2 separate regions of the Homo sapiens genome follow, and region 2 is linked to region 1. A link is a contact called in ENCODE Hi-C data. All regions are on one chromosome and are shown on one strand. The core of a region is the stretch at or near the end of the contact, and the rest is flanking DNA. Distances in the headings are between cores, read along the strand shown. Region 1 holds the start of LINC00652 (long intergenic non-protein coding RNA 652). Region 2 holds the start of RALGAPA2 (Ral GTPase activating protein catalytic subunit alpha 2).

Region 1 (2,934 bases), core at 152-2,651:
ACCATAGATTAGTTTTGCCTGTTTTAGAACTTCATATAAATGAAATTGTACATGGTGTAATCTTTTGTGTCCAGCTTCTTTCATTAGCAAAATATTTTCAAGTACCTGTGTTGTTATAAGGGTCCTCATTTTAAAACGAATAATTTGACAAGATCTTTGCAAACTGATCTTTACTTTAAAATTTTGGACTTCTCTGATGTGTATGTAAATACAGTAACCACCTTTAAATTAAATAGCCTAAATACAGTAACCACTTGAACTAAGCCTCTGAAACAGACATCTCTCCCATGTGTCTGTCAGACCTTGTCTTTCTGTTTTCATGCTCCCCACATCCCCCTACCTTGTTTAGCATTGATAAACATTTCAAAACTGCAGAGGGAATTTATCATATTTGTCTCAAGGGCACAGCGCTTTTGATTTACTGTGTTCAGTAAGATGCAGGGGGCTAACCAACCTCTTAGGATTAACTGCATTTGACTTACCTTCAAAAGGTCATCAGCAGTACATCCTTAGTAGGCCTCACAATAGTGTGTCCACAATACGGGTTAGTGGGAGTGATTGAAAGGCTTGGAGAGTTGTCCTTCTGGGTTTGCTCTGGTTGGGCGATCAGAGTCCATAGCACTGGGTGGGAAAACATGAAAGAAAATAAGTGAAAGTGACATGTTCCTCCAGAATAGCTAAAGGTCAGCGCTCACCCCATTCAACCACTGTATTCCCTAGACTTAGCATGAGGCGGTTTCTAAAAATCAAAGCCACACTTAGCGTGGTAATGTGGCTTTGTACCATGTCAACCTAGCTAAGCGGGAACTACGTTTCCCAGAATTCCTTGCCTGTAGGTTTCCGGGGTTAGCACACGCCACGTGACCTGATGCGGGCTTCGTGAGGCGGAAGTGACGCAGTGTTGTCGTCTCGTAGGCTTGAAAGGTAGGTGCCCGACATTAGGGACTGTCGCAGCCCGGGGAATTGTCCCCATCTGCTGGCTTACCTTGTGGGCGTGGATCCCCTCTAACTTTCCTAATTCCCGGGCGGCCCGCGGGCCTGCGGCAGATTCAGCTCTCAGGACTCCACTTTCAGTTTCTTCCACTTCTGGGGCAGGCTGCTTGTCCTGCCACTCTCAGGCCCCCCACCAGACACGGCAGCAACAGCTGTTCCTAAGTGTTCAACTCGCTCCTTCCCGCAAATGTAGAAGCTCAAATCCCTATAGCAAATTCCATATTCTATGTCATTCTTAATGCTTCCGTCTCTCTGGTTGAATCTAGATTGGATACAATCAGTGATGCACATTTACCAGACAGAGGATGTGCAGCGTTTACTGTTGATTTCTCTCTTTTCCTCCCTATCACCTCAGTTTAGTTCCAGGATCCACACTCCTCCACCATAGTCAGGAGATTCAGGGAAAGTTGGCAGGGTTCAGCTTTCAAGTTGACCCTTGATGAACCATGGTCAATCCTGTTAAGAGGCGTGAAAGCCAATCCCAGCCAATGAGACTGGGGAGAAATCACTGAAGAACTTGTGGAAAACAGACCCTCTGGATAAAAGACACGTGTGGGGAAAAAGGGGCTTTTTAATGTTATTCTGGATGTTTCCCAAAAGTACTGCTGCTGCCTTGCCTCCCTGACAGACACTGGCCTTAGGATGACATGCGGCAGGAAGGAAGGACGGATCTGGGGTTTTTCAAGACTCACTGAGATGCACAAGGAACCAACCCTCAAGTAGCCAACTCGTTCCTGTTTGCATGTGTCGACTGAAAAGAATCAAAATAAACAAAATATAACTATTTCTAAGAGGTTACAACTTGCAGGCAGGAAGCAGGCCTCTACCTGAGGCCATAAAGCATACTTTGAAGGAGAAAAGGTAGGTATTTATGCTAGGTGGAGAGGTAGGATATACGTATTCTGTAGCATACAGGAGAAGCCTATGAAAATTCATGGAGGAAACTCGTTAGAGACACGCACTGGGCTTACATATGAAGAATATCCAAAAGCGGATGACCTGTGTTCACTCTGGGGTGAAGATTTAACATTTAAATGTATTATAATTAGGCTGTAAATGCAAAAAGGTGAAACATAGGGCACAAGTTCACGATCTGTGCAATCTCCAGAGACCAGTCTGATCTAGCCTGCAGCTGGCAGTCATCTGTCAAGAAGGGGCTCTTTGTAGCCCAGAGTAGCTGTCAGGTTGGAACCATAAAACCAAAAGGAGGGCATCGGCGGTTAGGTGAAGAAAAGAAGTCTTTTGGCCTTTTTTCCTCTTCAAGTCAGCTTTTGATAAGATCTAGTAATAATAAGGGGATGGGTGTGGCTGCAGGTGGGACATGTCGGTTCTCTGTCCTGTCACAGCTAAGAACTAAGAACTTTAGAGTCTTTCAGCCATAGAGGGTCCTGTCATCCATTGAAGGGATCAGTCCATTGGGATTTTGCCAGTTTTAGCATTGATGCTGTGTCCTGGGAAACCCCTGAATACTTATCATAGCAGAAGTTCAGCCACTGTAGCCCTACCTCAGGACCGCTTTTATGGGAAAGAATAATTCCTTTAACTGCTTGAGCCATTTGAGTTGTGGCTGCTTTTGGTACTTGTAATAAATTGAAAGCATCTTGAATGTTCTGGGACAGTAAAAGAATGTGCCTTTGTTTCTGACAGCAATTATAAAATCAATTATATGTTTATATTCTAAAAAATGTTTTGAGTAATGCTGACATCATTGGAAAAGTGCATCACTTAGAAAATGTATCTGTGTGTCAATTTTGTTTGTTCAAAATCAGTTTCATTAATTTGTGGGAAGATACACCTTGTACATTTTACCTAATTAAAAAAAATATTGCCAGTTGAGTATACTTGTGATATATTCAAAGATAAATAAACTTTTTCAATTTTAGATATTCATATGTCTTTGGGCCTTTGTTTAGTTTTGTCCTAAAATAGGAATGCTTTTAT
Region 2 (3,208 bases), core at 309-2,808, 1.9 Mb after region 1:
TAATTTACATTTCATTTCAAACTGAACAAGTCAGTGTAACCTCAAGGTATGTGAGATTGTGAATAACTTCACTTGGCAAAATCAGGTGTGGTTTGGTTTGGCTTGGGTTCTTCTCCCCCTCAGAGGTAGAATATAAATAGAAATAATCAGCAACTTCTGATCTCATGAACAAGATCTTTATTTAAAATCTTCACACGTTAAATCATTTTATGCAATATTCTTTCAAGTGACAGACACATTAGCACTAGGCGATTTTTGTGAATTTTGGGACTAAAAGACACCTGGAAGAAACATAAGGTGTTCTTTCCTTCGCCACCAAATACACAGGTAAGTGTGTCTATAGATAGCAAAGGTGTTTTCATCCCAAAGAAAAGTTAAGACTTAGGATGTAAAAAAATACAGAAAACAAAACATAGCCTAGGCGAACCAGCTACAGATCACATGCAGCAGGTGACAGGAAGCCTTGTGGACACCTCACACCCACAGGGGCGAGCTTCATCACAGGTCAACTCCAAGCCCACCTGAGCTCCTCAGAACCTCCACCTGGCAGGCCATAAACCAGAAGGTGGCAGACAGCATCACTGTCATGCCGGTAATAAAGGAGAAGCAGCCTCCCTGAACCCAAGAAAACCACCCCTCTCTCCAAGCAGGAAGAGAAGGCCCCTTCACACCAAGGACACAAAGAAACTGAAGCAGCCAGACCCAAAATAAAAATTAAATTTAAAAAGCAGCATGGGAAGACAGATGACAAATCTGTGCTGGGATCGCCTGGAATCTCGGTCTATATGGGGGTCTCACACTCAAAAGTAAAAATAAAATTTAAAAGGGGGATGACAGAGATGAGAGCCCAATTAGGTCTGTGCTGGGTTCACTTGGGGTCTCGGTCTACTTAGGGTCTCAGACTCAAAAATAAAATTTTAAAAATGAAAGGGGGAGGTGACAGTTCAATGTGTGCACGTGATGACCACTTGGGATCCAGTTCACTTGCTGGGAGGACAGGGGACAGGTACCTCTGTGCCCGGCCTCCAGGTTCTCCGGGAGCGCAGGCGCCCAGCGAGAATCTGGGCTAAGTTTAACTCGAGGGCGACGGGAGCAGTGCCCGAGGGCCAGGCTGCGGCTTTCTGGAAACAAAGCCCCGGGGGTCCAAGCCCAGATCCAGGGAAGGGGGTCGGACGCCCACCCATCCCCCTCCCCAGCCTCCCAGCCACCGACCCCTGCACAGAGGAGCGCCCTCCCGGCAGGTGCCCCTAACCCGGCGCCCCGACCCCCGCGCCCGGCGCGCGCCTCACCCAGCAGCGCCCGCAGGTGCTTCAGGCGGGTCAGCACGTCCTTCTTCGGGTCCAGCACCTTCTGGGTGGACTTCTTCACATCCCCGTGGCTCCTTCGGGAGAACATCCCGCGGCAGGAAGCCCGGGCCCCGCCGGCGGGGCAGTAGGCGCCTGCGCCACGCGAATCAAAGCATAGGGTCGAGGCCGGCGCGTGTCGCGCGGGCCACTCGCCGCCCCCAGCCCCGCTGCTGCCGCCGCCGCCGCCGCCGCCGCCGCCTCAGCTGTGTCTCCAGGAAGGAGGGGCGGGCCGGTCACGGCGAGGGGCGGGGCAGGAAGGCGGTGTCGACGGGGAACCGAAGGCCCCGCCCCGCGGGAGGTGCCGGCCGGCCCCTTGGGCGCTACGCACGCGCACACAGGCCGAACTCTCCTGGCGGGACACTAGCCCGTCCGCGCCAAAACCTAGCGGGGACGCGCTCAGAGGGCCGAGAAGGCGCCTCGAATCACAAAGGAGCTTCTCTCACGCACACGTTGTACTACAAGTCCCGAGATGCACCGCGAGACAGTCCTCCAATCAGGCTGGCGGTCTTCGGCACGATGGGAGTCAGTGGGCCGGCATTGGGCACGTCGCCCCGCCCTGCCGCGGGCCGCAAGTGCTCCTGGGAAATGAAGTTCTCCAGCAGGCGACGCGCTGCGACCTCTTTTCCAGGGTCGCAGAAGCGCAGGGCGGCCTCTGTCCGTCCCCTGCCCCGGCAGCCTAGATCGCCCGTGGTTTCACTCTCCCTCCTGCGCGCCCACCCCATTTTCCTCTAGTGCAACGTGAACCACACACGCCCAAAAATCTCAGTAAGAAAAGTGTCAAGGCTTTTCAAATGCAAACTATTTTTAGGTTTAGCTTCTGGATTCACACAAGGGAGCGAGTCGAAGCCCCTCTGACCGTGCCGAAATCGCAGCTCTAATTTCACACTAAAATGAGTTGCTTTGGCACTAGGGAAGAGCGTGCCCCGGTGAGGAGTTCAGCCGGCCCCTAGGTTCCTGGAACCCAACCTCACTTGGGGTATGGAGGTCGCTCGCTCAGAGGGCTCCTTGGGATCTTGCCTCTTTGTAGGAAGGGTGCGTTCTCTGTTGTGCAAGCCACATGGCGATCCAGTAGCAGAACCAGAAATAGAACCTGAGGGATCTGACTCAGGCCTGTATACTTTTTAAAGCCAGGCGCTTATTCCCTGGGGCAAGACTTTGAGCTGAAAGATGGTCAGGAGATTTCTTACACTGTAGGATTGTATAGTGGCATCCGAATCCTGCAAGTTTTGACATCCTTTCAGCTTTTTCAGCAAGTACTTAAGGTAGAATCACGTGGTTTCCATCCAAATTGGGACAACACAACTGTCTTTTTCTCCTCTAGCTGAACTGTAACTTGAGGGAAGAGACAAGGATTTACACGCCTTTGTATCCCCATCCCTCAGCACAGTATTTGGCCCATAGGGTCACTCAATAAAAGTTTATTAAATGAAATACAATAAAAAGCTAAAGTAGTCCTACATATTTCAACCAGGCAGGCGAAAAGGAAAAAATAAATAAATAAACTCACAGTTTTAGAGCGTCTCTCTATTTTTAGATTTGTGTAATATTCCTTTGTATAGACACATTCATACAAAGGAATATTACTCAGCAATAAAAAAGAACAGACTACTGATAAACCCAATAACATGGATCACTCTCAGACCCGGAGATGAAAGCCCCATGCTCAAGATGATGGCAGAGCGGCCCTACCAGCCTGAGTCCCCAGATGATAACAGATCAGGACCACAAACTTCTAAAAGTGTAACAAGAGAGCAAAATAATGTCTTATCTTAAGTCAAGGCATTTTGAGAGTCTTCGTTACAGCAATTGAGCTTGTACCTGATTACACATAGTAAACCACAATGTTCACTGTCCAATTCCTT

The links. Hi-C counts contacts between places; a loop is a spot of excess contacts on that map. Pooled maps may share reads with other maps.
Region 2: a map of B cell shows a loop between it and region 1 (12-fold over the local background). The contact joins the promoter of RALGAPA2 here to the promoter of LINC00652 in region 1. A Hi-C loop is called at or near these places in 6 of 168 maps with a recorded cell type or tissue (B cell, CD4-positive, alpha-beta T cell, CD4-positive, alpha-beta memory T cell and 2 more) and 15 of 50 pooled maps.

Annotation. Positions count from the first base shown.
Region 1 is chr20:18,793,183-18,796,116 of GRCh38, forward strand. It overlaps LINC00652 (long intergenic non-protein coding RNA 652), which reads right to left and starts at 1,402. Exons shown (of 4, transcript NR_026883.1): 1 at 986-1,402; 2 at 483-621. LCDR (lysosome cell death regulator) reads left to right here and starts at 867. Exons shown (of 1, transcript NR_026885.1): 1 at 867-2,883. RefSeq lists an enhancer at 543-1,082.
Region 2 is chr20:20,711,086-20,714,293 of GRCh38, forward strand. It overlaps RALGAPA2 (Ral GTPase activating protein catalytic subunit alpha 2), which reads right to left and starts at 1,559. Exons shown (of 40, transcript NM_020343.4): 1 at 1,290-1,559. The coding sequence starts at 1,395. RefSeq lists a silencer at 1,450-1,709 and enhancers at 1,701-1,995, 1,820-2,019.